Regions from separate parts of the Homo sapiens genome. Here all the other regions are linked to region 1. A link is a contact called in ENCODE Hi-C or POLR2A ChIA-PET data. All regions are on one chromosome and are shown on one strand. The core of a region is the stretch at or near the end of the contact, and the rest is flanking DNA. Distances in the headings are between cores, read along the strand shown.

Region 1 (3,544 bases), core at 302-2,801:
GACAGGGAGACCGACAAGCAGAGAGGGAGACAACTTGGAGATGAGTGGGGAGCAGCCAGCTGTGGGACTGGAGCACGCATCTCTGAGCCGGGAGATTGAATGGGCCAGAAAGATCATCCCCTGGGCCCGTTAGGGGAAGCGCGGCCCTGCCCACACCCTGACTTAGGACTTCTGGTCTCTAGAACTGTGAGCCAACAAATTCAATTGTCTTAAGCCTCTGAGTCTGTAGGGTTTGTTCGGCAGCTCTAGGAAATGAATGCATCCACCTTCGTCCTGCTTTCCCCGGGGCCAGGCAAAGTGAGGAGCTGGAGAAAAGCAGACCCTCTCTTTTTGGATGGCCACTGCTGCCACCTCAGTTCAAGGAGAGGCTTTCAAAGTCTCTGTCAAGGCAGGTACCCCAGTGCTGGGTGTTCTGTGGACCCTCCTCTGTGACCCCCGGGGTGGGTCCCCATCACAGTGCCAGAAACTGCTCGCCTTCTATGGCCTCTTTTCAGCCCTGGAGAAGCTCACATTCTCTTTCCAGGGCAAAGGCGGGCCTGCAGGCTGCTGCAGCTGCCCTTGGCCTCACCCCACTCCGGCCAGCCTCCTGTCCTGAGTTCTAAGGTGGGACAGGTTCAGTTCCTACTCTAAGTCCCCACCCCCTTCCCCCACAACCCAGGGGACATGTGATAAACTCTTCTGGAAATTTCTGTGCCTCATGGTGGGCTTGGAGTTTCTGCAGTGCAATGGGCCTCCAACTGGGGAAGGAAGCATGAGTCTTCTCTCTGTACAGGCACCCCAATCTCTGCAAGAGGTTCTCTGGAGCCCCTGCTAGTAGCTTACAGGAGTGCACGGAGCAGCCGAGTCACAGTATTTTACGTAAAGTTTCCTCCACATTCACATCAATTCTCTTTCTTCTGCTTAAGCAGGGTGGATGTGGACTGAGGAGGTGAGGAGCAGGCAGTGTAGAAGCCTCTTAACAAATCCAGGAGGAAGGAACCTGGTAGCTATACCCCTTGGATGGTAGGGGCATTTGACACCCATTGTCCTGGGCTTTGGGGTTTCAGTGGAAGGAGTCCCACTCCTATCCAGTCCCTTAGGAGAACAAGTCCTAGATGTAAGAGATTGGAAACTCCCTGAGCACAAGGGGCATGGGCTCTGTTTTCCTCTCCCTTCACGTACAGCTACTAGGCCAGAGAGAGCCCAGGCTCTGGAGTCCTGTGGACCCAAGTTCAAGTTCCTGCTCAGTTACTTACCCAGCTGTGCATCTCAGGGAAGTGACCCAGCCTTTTCCAGTCTCTTTCCTCTGCCGGCTTTTACGTGGGAGTGGAAGGCAAGGAAAAAAGTGCCTGCTGCAGAGTCAGGTCCAGGGACACACCAGCCCTTGCCCCCACAGCATTTTGGGGCTGGCCCCATCCTCTGAGGATGCTGGAAGCATGCGGGTGACACTCTGGTGAAGGCTGTGGGTTTCTCCTCCAGCGAAGTTTGTTATAGGATTCAGGTTAAGAATCTCTGTCTGAACTCTCAGTGGCTTATCACCGAATTACACGAAATTGTTTGGTAAAGGAACAGCAGAAAGAGAGCCAAAAGATATTGGTAGCTGATTGGGGTCCCTGAGTCATCTGAGATGGTGACTAAGTAACCCAGCACTTTGAAAAGCCTGGACCTAAATTCCCAGGGGAATTTTTTCCCCACATGCCCTTCCCACAACATACTGGGCTGGATCCAATCCCACCTAGTACTGTTCAAATGCAATCCCTCTTGTGCATTGAGCAGTGTGCTGTGGCGCAGTCTCAGTGATTCCTAAAGTTGACTAAAACATGCCTTCTAAAGGGAAAGCTATCATTGCAGACCCCCAGTGTTGATAAGAATTATTTTGATCATATTGTTACTTAAATATATACAAACATAAAAGTAAGTATAAATCTCTTATGCTTTTAGCTCTTACACAGCTGTAAAACCAAAACACAATTACAAATTAAATGCAAATAAAGCTACAAAACCATTAAAATTCAAATTAATGGCATTAATTTAATGTGACAGATGATGTTTTGCTGAAAGTAAAACAACCAACGTTGGGTTTAATAATAGAAGGATACATTCCCATTTAAGTTCCGCTTGTTATCAACTAGATCATTTTGATGTTTGGACATGCTAGACCATCATTAGAGTTATTATCAATATTATTATATTTTTCATGTATTACAATGAACACACTTCTAAACACAGACCTAGAATTTTGATGAAGCGATCAACTTAATAGAGCACTTCAAAATATAATAATTTAAAATATATAGAAATATGTACCATTTAGTAAGACTATATACCATTTACCATTTCCAGCTGCTAGTGTTGTCTTGCAAGTTGTTGCAAACCAAGGTGGCATTCACTCAGGCACCTGCTTGCAAAACAGTGACTACAATTCTACCAGCTTCAATGCAGAGCAGCTTATTTGTGGCATGTCTGTGTCCCCTGTTCTGTTTGATGACTCAATCCTCCCTCCACTTATCTCTGTTTGAACAATTGCTAAACCTTTGTTTGTACAGCAGTCCATGAAGTCATTTGGCCTTCATTTTGCAAAAACATGATAGTAAACCCAAATGCAAATGTGAACTCTGCATTCCTGAAGCATTAGTTGGTGATAATATGATCATCCACACACAACCCCAATAGGGTCTCACTGATATTTTTCAATTTTTAAAATGAAAATATCAGAATAAAAAAAGACTCTCATATCACTCAAGGGCCCCTGACAGTACATCTGTGGATCCCACTTTGAAATCCCTGGTGCAGTGAAAGGAGGTCTGGCCTGGGAACCCAAGACTCGAGTTTTCGTTCTAAGTCCCTCATTGACCCACTGTGTTCTGTGGACCAATTTCCCCCTTTCTAGACTTCATCTGCTCATGATCAGTAATTGTCTTGCATTTTGGTCATCATCACATTTATCTCACCTGATCCCTCCCTGAGGTCGGTATGACTGTCCTCAATGACAGATGGGGGAAATTGAGACCCAGGTACACATCTGGTGAGTGAGGGGATGGGGTTAGGAGGCAGAGCTGGCTGACTCCAAAGGCACCACATGGCGGTGATTCACAAAACTGAGGCGCCCCCAGAGCCCTGCCAGATCTCTCAGGCTGCCCTGGAGAGCTTCAGTCTCTGATGACCCATGTCTTGGGACCCATGCCTCCTCTCAGCCACACATACACATATGGTCCCAGGCACAGCCCTGGAGAAAGTGGGAGAACAGCCTTGATTCATCCTCATCATCCTCCGATGACCCCACCAGCCCAGTGTTCAGCTCTGAGACAACATCCACCACCCCAGTGACAGGGGAAATTTCCCCAGCTAAATATCAGACACAGGTCCTGACAACTGAAGTTTTCTGATGGGTAAATTCATGTTTGTTTATTTATTTTGATGAAAAGACAGGTCTAAGTCTATAATTCAAATCCCATTTTATACACATGCATATGTATGTATGTATGCATGCACACATATATAAACATATATACATACATGTGTGTATATACATGTGTATGTGTATAGACTTTCCTTGGTGAAAGAG
Region 2 (3,544 bases), core at 781-3,280, 700 kb after region 1:
TGAGAGCACAGTAGATCAGGACTGGACAGGGAGCAAGGCCTTGGAGAGGCCCCCAGGGATGTGTGCATGTGCCTCTGCCCCACGAATGCAGCTGCGCCCTGCTCACTGATGCCCTCTGCAGCTCTCTCTTCAGCCCAAAGCTCTTCTCCCTAAAAGCCTCTGGGCCTTTGCCCAGGGAGAGGTACCCTCCTGCCTGAAAGACTGCCCGAGGGACGGTGGCTCTGCCCCCCATTTTGCTTCCAGGCCGAGCTGGGCTGGCCCGCCAGCACTCTGTGCACATGCCCCTAGTTATCTGAGGATTACCCATCTCCTGTGTCTTCCCCACTGGTGTCACACAGTGTGTGAGCACCCTGGGGAAGCACAAAGGCTGGGCAAGTGCTGACCTTTGGCCCCGTCCCCACCCCTCCCACCCCTACTCTTTACCTCTTCTCCTTCTTTTCCTTCTCTGCCAGATAGCAGGCATTGTCATCAGTTGTTTTTAAATAAAGAAATGAATGAATGAAATGAACAACTTCTAGAAGTCACTTTATAGCCCCATTTTTGAAATGAGGAAACCAAGTCGCAGGGATGTTAGGTGGGTGGGGAGGGTAGTTCAGAGACCCCCCCGCTGCTCTTCCCCAGTTCTCACTCTTTGGGTCCCCACGGTGCCAGGTTGGGGACCCTAGGTTTGCGTGGCATGTCCTCTGGCCACAGGAACTTCCCACACATGGAGGCGTCCTGAGGGCCCAGCAGCAGGTACCAGCCACGACTTCCCACGATCTCAGCTTGCCAGGCCTGCACTTTTCTCACCTGGTGTTCCTGCCTTCCCAGCAGGTCAGCCCAGAGCTGCCTGTCCGCCCTTCCCTGGCCACTTTCGAGCCTTCCCCATGGGAGAGAGAAAGGTGAGGGAGCCGAGGGGCATGTGGCAAGGAGCGGAAAGCAGGCCCAGCAGGCAGGCTGGGCTTCCAGGGCTGGGCTTCGGAAGACAGTGCCTACTGTCTGCTGGAGGGCATCCTGGAGCCTCCTCACAGGAGGTAAAGATCGACAGGATGATTGAACCAAGCGTACCTCGGGACTCTTGGGCAGCCCCGCCCAGGACTTCCCGCAGACCCCAAACTACCAGCTTCCTAGGTCCTCATTCATTTCTGTTCCTTGAGGCCAACTGTAGTTACTGCTCTTCGGTGAAAAGATTGAGAGGATATGCAGTTCTCCCAGAGCACCAAGTCCCTGGGTTCAGCTCTGCTGTGCCTGGAATGAGGACTACCAGGTCCCTGTCCTTATGGGCCTCGAGGCTGAAGAGATAAACAGGCACCTAATTTTAATTATGCAAGCGAAAAGAAACACCAGCATGTCTGGAAGTTCAGGGAGGGTACCTTGGAGGTGGCTCTCAGAGAAGGCAGCATGGAGGAGGTGGCTCTTTGAGCATTGAAGGATGGATAGGGTTCCAAAGGACAGTGACGAGACGTAGAGCTGCACAAGGCGCCATGTAGGGGACTGCGGCTCCTGTTCTGCCACTGTGTGATGTGTGGCCTTTGCTCTCTGCTGAGCGATTTCTTCCTCTGTAAAGTGGGACCTTACAGCTCCCTGGTGACAGGATTGTGCTGAGGATGGAGTGATGGAGTGGGGCAGTGAGAGCTACCAGGGTTATTGAGGAAGGAGCCTGGCAGGTGGGAGAATCTACCACGTTTGAGCAGGTTGAATGGTTCTCTCTGCAGGCATAAGGGGTGTGTGTGTGTGTGTGTGTGTGTGTGTGTGTGTGGTCAGTTGGCAGCAAGTGTGAACAGCTGAGGCCTAATGACAGGAGCTCTGAGGTGGCATTGGTGCCACAGAACCCTGGGGCAGTGTGACCCTCTCCCCTTGTTGTCCATGGGGAGGTCCTTGCTCCGGCCAATGTCCAGCTCAATGTCCAGAGCACCCTGGAGCCTCCTCTGGTGGGTGCATGGCTGGAGGGGTGATTTAGGGCTGCTTCATCCTTCTGGCCCGTGGGCCTTGGCCTGCACCCTGGCCCAGGCTGGGTCTGGCTCTTCCCTGTGTCTGGATCCCCACCCCCAGCTTGGTGAGGTCAGGGAACAGGTATTTCAGGAATGCAGGAGGCGGGGCAGCCAGCCCCATTTGGATAACCATGGGGTAAATATTTGCCTTGCTCCTGGAGCCAGCACTGGCCCGCCAGGGGAGGACAGGGGCCTGTCCCTGGGGTCATGTAAGGGGATGTGTGTGGCGGTGGGGTTCTCCAAGTTGGGGAATCCCCTGTCACCCCAAGAGTCTGCCTGTTGCCTGACCAGCAGCTGTTTGGCACATCTGTAAAATGACAGTAGAACAGCTCAGGCGCCTGAGGATCAGTGTAGCGGGAGCTGGTTCCGCCAGCTTGGCCAGGGGAGCGGCGGGTTGGACCAGATGTGGGTGGACACCCTTGTGACCACCGTTCTGATCCCCACTTGGCCACTTATAACCTTGAGCAATTACCCTGATTTGGATGGGCACCATGGGCTGAGCTTTTAACTCCTTGGTGTCTGCATCTGCACACCCCGTATCTTGTTAAGGCCTCACAGCTATCAGGGCCAAGGCACGTGTGTGGTCAGCAGCAAGCATGAAGAGCTGAGGCCTGGTGATGGAAGCCCTGAACTCCAGGTTGAGGGTGCCCTGGTGTAACCCCTGCCCAGCACAGCACCCAGGGCCATCTGCCCCCTCCCCCAGTGCAACCTGGAGCCTTCTCTGGTGAGAGCCAATGGAGGGCGGTCGGCCCCTGCTTAGAGAGGAGCTGGGGGCTTAGAGAAGCCTAGTGACTTGCTCAAGGTCACCCAGCAAGTGTTCAAACCCAATTCTACCCACTCTTGCCCTAACCCTTGAGGCCAGGGCCAGGGCTTCAGCCCCAAGTGTGGACTCCCAAGCCTTAGCAGCTGTAGAGAGCAACTGGCTACTTAGCCGCAGCCCTGGAGCCACCCCTGGTCCTAAATTTCGGGCACCACTGCCCTCCAGGCATCCTGGATTGACTGATCCTGCATCTCTCTGGGTCAGACTCAGCCCCGGGTCAACATGACCGAGTGCCTCCACCCCAGCCCACACCCAGGTCCTCCCAGGGATCCCTGGAGGTGGGGCTGGGAAGGTAGATATGATGGGGGGAACCCCTCTTAGTCCCAGGACAGTCCCTACCCCCAAGTGACATCTGCCTTGTCTGAGACTCAGCCTTGTCACTTTCCAGCTGGACACCTCTGGCAGCCCCATCCTTCTCAGTGTCATGTTCTGCAAAGCAGGAGTGAGTCCTGGCCTCCCCTCCCCCGGGAGCTTCAGATGCACTGTGAGAGTGAGGGGTGTTTCAGGCTGCTGTCGGCACGCTGCCCTTTCTGGCCTCGCAGTGAGAAGCTGCCGTGTGGTCAGGGTCTCACACACCCCAGAAGTGAGAGTGCTGTGCTGAGGGTGCCTGGGAGAGCTATCTGAGCATTGGGGTCCCTGCCTCATGGGGAGATTGGGTGGGCTTCCACTGGCCTTGAGGCTCAGGCTGCACTCACTCCGTGGCACCAAGGCCTTTCCACAAAAGAGCGCTCCCCTCCAGCCCCTCGTGGTTTAT
Region 3 (3,544 bases), core at 428-2,927, 610 kb after region 1:
CCCGCGCCCCCGACCCTGCAGCCTCCGAAGCCCCGGCCGTGCAAGGCTCCCCCCGCAGCCCGGCCGGGGCTGCGCCCCCTTGCGCTCTCCCCAACTTGCCTTTGTTATTCCAGCTCCCTTCCTCGCCTCGCCTCCGACACGGTGGCAGCCTGCAAAACGTGGAGCGCGGAGTCACTGCCACACCTGGAATCCGAAGCGGGCTCCGCCGGCTCCCGGCCGAAGCCGCCCCCGCCTGCCGGGGAGGGGAGCGCGTGCGTGGGCGGCGCGTGTGTGTCCAAAGAGGGCTGCGCGGGCGCCAATTATGATTGGGACTGGGGGTGCCGAAAATCAGGGGTGGGGGGCCTCGAGGAAGGGGTATGGAAGAGGAAGTGGGAGAGGAGGGCGTGTGTTTGTGTGTGTACGTTAACGTGAGGATTTAGTGCCCAGGGGAACGTTTCGTGTTTTGTTTTTTGATTGTATGTGGGGTTGTGTACAGCGATGTGTGTGTGTAACTGCGTGTCTCTGAGCGTGCCTGCTGTGGCCGTGTAAGCGGGCATCTTTGTGAGGGAAAGTAAGCGAGTGTGTGGGGGCGCGTTTGTGGTTTGGGGGGGAGCGTGTTTGCAATGCTGAGGGAGCGAACGTGTGTGCCGTTCTTGTAGGAGTTTCCGTGAGAGTGGCAGTGGACGTGAGCCAAAGTGGGCGCGTAGTTGGATGCTCTCGGGGGGGGGGGGTGGGTCGGCTAGGGGAACTCCCGCGAGTGGGTGCACCCAACTGCGCCTCGTGAGTACCTTAGCTCTCCGCTATCTCTGGCAGTGCCCAGTCCGGGGCAGAGGGCCAGGCCCCAGCCTAGCAGCTCCCACGCAGCCCGCGCGCACAGCGCCCCGGGCGCTCCGCGCCGGGCCTAGGGGAATCCACGCGTCTCTGGACTGTGCTAGGTGCCGCGGATCAACTGTGGCCACCACACCCCCGCTCCCCCACAGCTGTCGGGGGGCCGCGCTCTAGTCTCCCTCAAAGTCACCCTTGGTGGTGGTGGTCCTCTTCCCACCCCAACCACCAGTCCCCGGGCTGTAGGAACAATTCCAAAGTCAACCCCAGGGGAAGGCTTTGGAGGTCCAGTTACCAACTCGCTTACCCCAATTCGGGTACCTGACAGCGCCCGGGGCCACGAGTGCACTCCAGGCGGGGGCGTGCCAGCGCGGGGCAGGGGCTCTCGGGTGAGCAGTGTGATTTTGGCTTCCTCCCCAAGGTGGTCCCTACCTAGGCTCAGCATTTGTTCCCCTCTCCAAACTTACTGGGGCTGGGGCCTGCAGGGGGGCTGGGGGCTGCAGGGGGCGTCAGGGAGTAGCGGAGGGAGTAGGGCAAGGAGAGAGGTGAGTGGACTGGTGGCGTAGCGGGGAACCAGGAGCCAGGAGAAGAAAAGCTGGGAGAGCGCCGAGACCGAGGAGCGAGGAAGAGAGGAAGAGAAAGGAAAGGAAAGGCGAGGGAGAGAACGAGGAGAGGCGAAAAGGAAAGGGGAAAGAGAGCGCAGAGCGCGAGCCAAGCCGAGCGCCGGCAGCGGCGGCGGCGCGGCGCGGCGCTCCACTCCGGCCTGACTCCGCACCGGCTTTTGCGGGCGGCCGGCGGCGCGGGGCCCTTTGGAAATAGAATAGCCAATGTAATCTGACACTTCAACTTGCTCGGCTCCGGGCGAGTTGATTCACTTACTCACCCCCTAACGCCGAGTTCCTTTTCACTGTCTGTGGACATTAAAAAAGCGAGCGGCGGCGGCGGGCGCCGGGGAGAGCGGGCGGCCGGGCGGCAGGCGGGCGAGCAGCGATCGGGCGGCCGAGCGAGCGAGCAACGCCGGCGCAGCGCGGTGACCCCAGCCCCAGCCGGCGCGGAGCAGGAGCCGGAGCCGAGCGGATCTCGGCGCCCTCGCTGCGCTCCTCCCGGCCCGAGCCTGCCCTACCCGGCGGTGGCGGCGGCGCGTCCTCCAGCGGCGGCAGCGGCGCTCGCAGCGCCCGGTAAGTTTGGGGCCAGAGCCAGGCGCCCGCTGGCTCCGGGGCTACCTCCCGCTCCCCGGGGACTCTCGGGGTGCAAGCGTGGGGATTGGGTGCTGGGGTTTTTCCCTTAAAGTGTCCCCCGGAGCGGGGCGACCGGCCGGCGGCGCGGGCTCCGCTCCGCTCTCCTTGGCGGCCGGGGGCCGAGGCCCGGCGGCCGGCGAGCTCCCGGCTGCGCGGAGCCGGCTTGGGCTGCGCGTGGGGGCCGGGTTTGTCAGGGTGTGCGGGGCGTAAGTGTGGTCGTGCGCGCGCGGACCCGGTGCCCGCCTCCTGCCGGCGCGCCTCCAGCCCTCGCTCCCTACACCCGGGGGCCGGGCAGGACCGGGAATCGGAGGAGGGAGGGAAGGACCGCCTCGGTCTCCTTCGCCTCCTCTGGGGAGATGCGAAGTTGTGCGCCTGTGTGTGTACAGGAACCGCTGGGGAAAGCGCTGGATTTCAGGATGGCAAGGGGTGGTGGTGTTAACTTGTGCGTCTGAATTTCCAGGGAAAACATACACTTTTGTAAATGGGAGGTGGGGGCGCGGTTAAGTTGTTTGTGTGGGAATTGCCCGGGGAAAGCTGGCGCGCGGTACAAACGAGAAACGCGGAGGTGTGTGTGCAGGGTTTTCTCCCAGGGCTTCGCAAGCCAGAGGGGCGCTCAGGCCAGTGCCTGGACGGGGCTGCCCCGGCCAGGAGGGGAGCCCAGGGGGAAGATGTGCGTGTGTGTGCGCGCGCGCGTTGCAAATACGAAAGTAATTTCCCCGTGTTCTTTCTTCCTCTCCGTCTCCGGCGGCGGTGGCCCCGGGGGAGTGGGAGGCCAGCCGGGGCGGAGGTTGGGGGGCCGGGGCTGGAGCCGGGGTCGGGGGGGGGAGGCGGGTTCTGGAAGCTTGCTTCACATTCCTGGCGTCTGGGCTGGGGAAAAAACAGTGGGGAGCGCGGCCTCGGCGTCTAGGGCGCGGGCAGCGGGCGCGCGTCGCCCCCTCGCTGGGGACATCTGTCCAGGAAGCCGGCCGGGCGGGGATAGGGCGCGGTGCGGAGGGCAGGCTCCCCGCCCTGGAGCGGTGGGGGCGCGGGCGAGGGGCGGCCGCCTTCCCGGCCATTGTGCGCCAGCAGATTTTCACGGGAGACTGCCCCGGAGCCGCCGGAGAAGGCCGGGAGCCGGCCTCAGCCCCGGGTTTAAAAGACACTCCAGGAATGTAAACAACCCGGGCGGGAGGGCGGGCGGACGGGAGCGCGCCAGGGCAGCCGGTCCGGGCCCCCCACCCCTCCCCGGGGACAGCCGGTCGGCACTGCCGCCCAGCCCTACCCCTCTACCTGCAGCAAACTTTTTCCTTCTCTGCCTTCCCTTCCCACCTCGTCCCTCCAGCAGGTCACAGAGCGAGGGCCGCTCCCAGGTGGGCCAAGGGTGCTTGGTACCCTTGCCTGACCGGGGAGGCCTGACGGCCGGGTCCCTGCTTCGGTGCCCGGAGCCCCGGCTGCGCCTGCCCGGGAGCCGTCAGCTTCCTGGGTAGGCAGTGCCCGAGTAACTGGGGCTTTGAGCCTGCCCG

Evidence for each region. Hi-C counts contacts between places; a loop is a spot of excess contacts on that map. ChIA-PET counts read pairs that join two places held with the same protein, here RNA polymerase II (POLR2A). Pooled maps may share reads with other maps.
Region 2: a loop to region 1 is called in a map of PC-3, with 2.9 times the contacts of the local background. The contact joins two enhancer-like sites. A Hi-C loop is called at or near these places in 1 of 168 maps with a recorded cell type or tissue (PC-3). POLR2A ChIA-PET finds 5 or more read pairs at or near these places in 1 of 52 experiments (HepG2).
Region 3: a loop to region 1 is called in a map of PC-3, with 5 times the contacts of the local background. The contact joins the promoter of ZMIZ1 here to the enhancer-like site in region 1. A Hi-C loop is called at or near these places in 3 of 168 maps with a recorded cell type or tissue (DLD1, PC-3 and endothelial cell of umbilical vein) and 2 of 50 pooled maps. POLR2A ChIA-PET finds 5 or more read pairs at or near these places in 2 of 52 experiments (BJ and Caco-2).

What each region holds. Positions count from the first base shown.
Region 1 is chr10:78,456,685-78,460,228 of GRCh38, forward strand. It overlaps LOC107984245 (a long non-coding RNA gene), which reads right to left. Exons shown (of 3, transcript XR_001747513.2): 1 at 1,236-3,544. Among named protein-coding and RNA genes, the nearest start is that of LINC00595, 190 kb to the left of the region's middle. Within about 2 kb of position 1,552, at least 2 of the 41 ENCODE cell types and tissues checked have a DNase peak (open chromatin) inside an H3K27ac peak, as active enhancers do; they include PC-3 and endothelial cell of umbilical vein, where a contact is called at or near this core.
Region 2 is chr10:79,155,666-79,159,209 of GRCh38, forward strand. All of the region lies in intron 3 of ZMIZ1 (zinc finger MIZ-type containing 1), which reads left to right. Among named protein-coding and RNA genes, the nearest start is that of ZMIZ1, 88 kb to the left of the region's middle. RefSeq lists enhancers at 547-1,398, 2,041-2,185, 3,101-3,544 and a cis regulatory region at 2,106-2,119. Within about 2 kb of position 2,031, at least 28 of the 41 ENCODE cell types and tissues checked have a DNase peak (open chromatin) inside an H3K27ac peak, as active enhancers do.
Region 3 is chr10:79,067,289-79,070,832 of GRCh38, forward strand. It overlaps ZMIZ1 (zinc finger MIZ-type containing 1), which reads left to right and starts at 1,678. Exons shown (of 25, transcript NM_020338.4): 1 at 1,678-1,982. It overlaps ZMIZ1-AS1 (ZMIZ1 antisense RNA 1), which reads right to left and starts at 160. Exons shown (of 10, transcript NR_024431.2): 1 at 100-160. RefSeq lists silencers at 1-18, 119-328, 1,129-1,198, 1,459-2,438, enhancers at 592-1,437, 2,639-2,688 and a cis regulatory region at 1,311-1,996.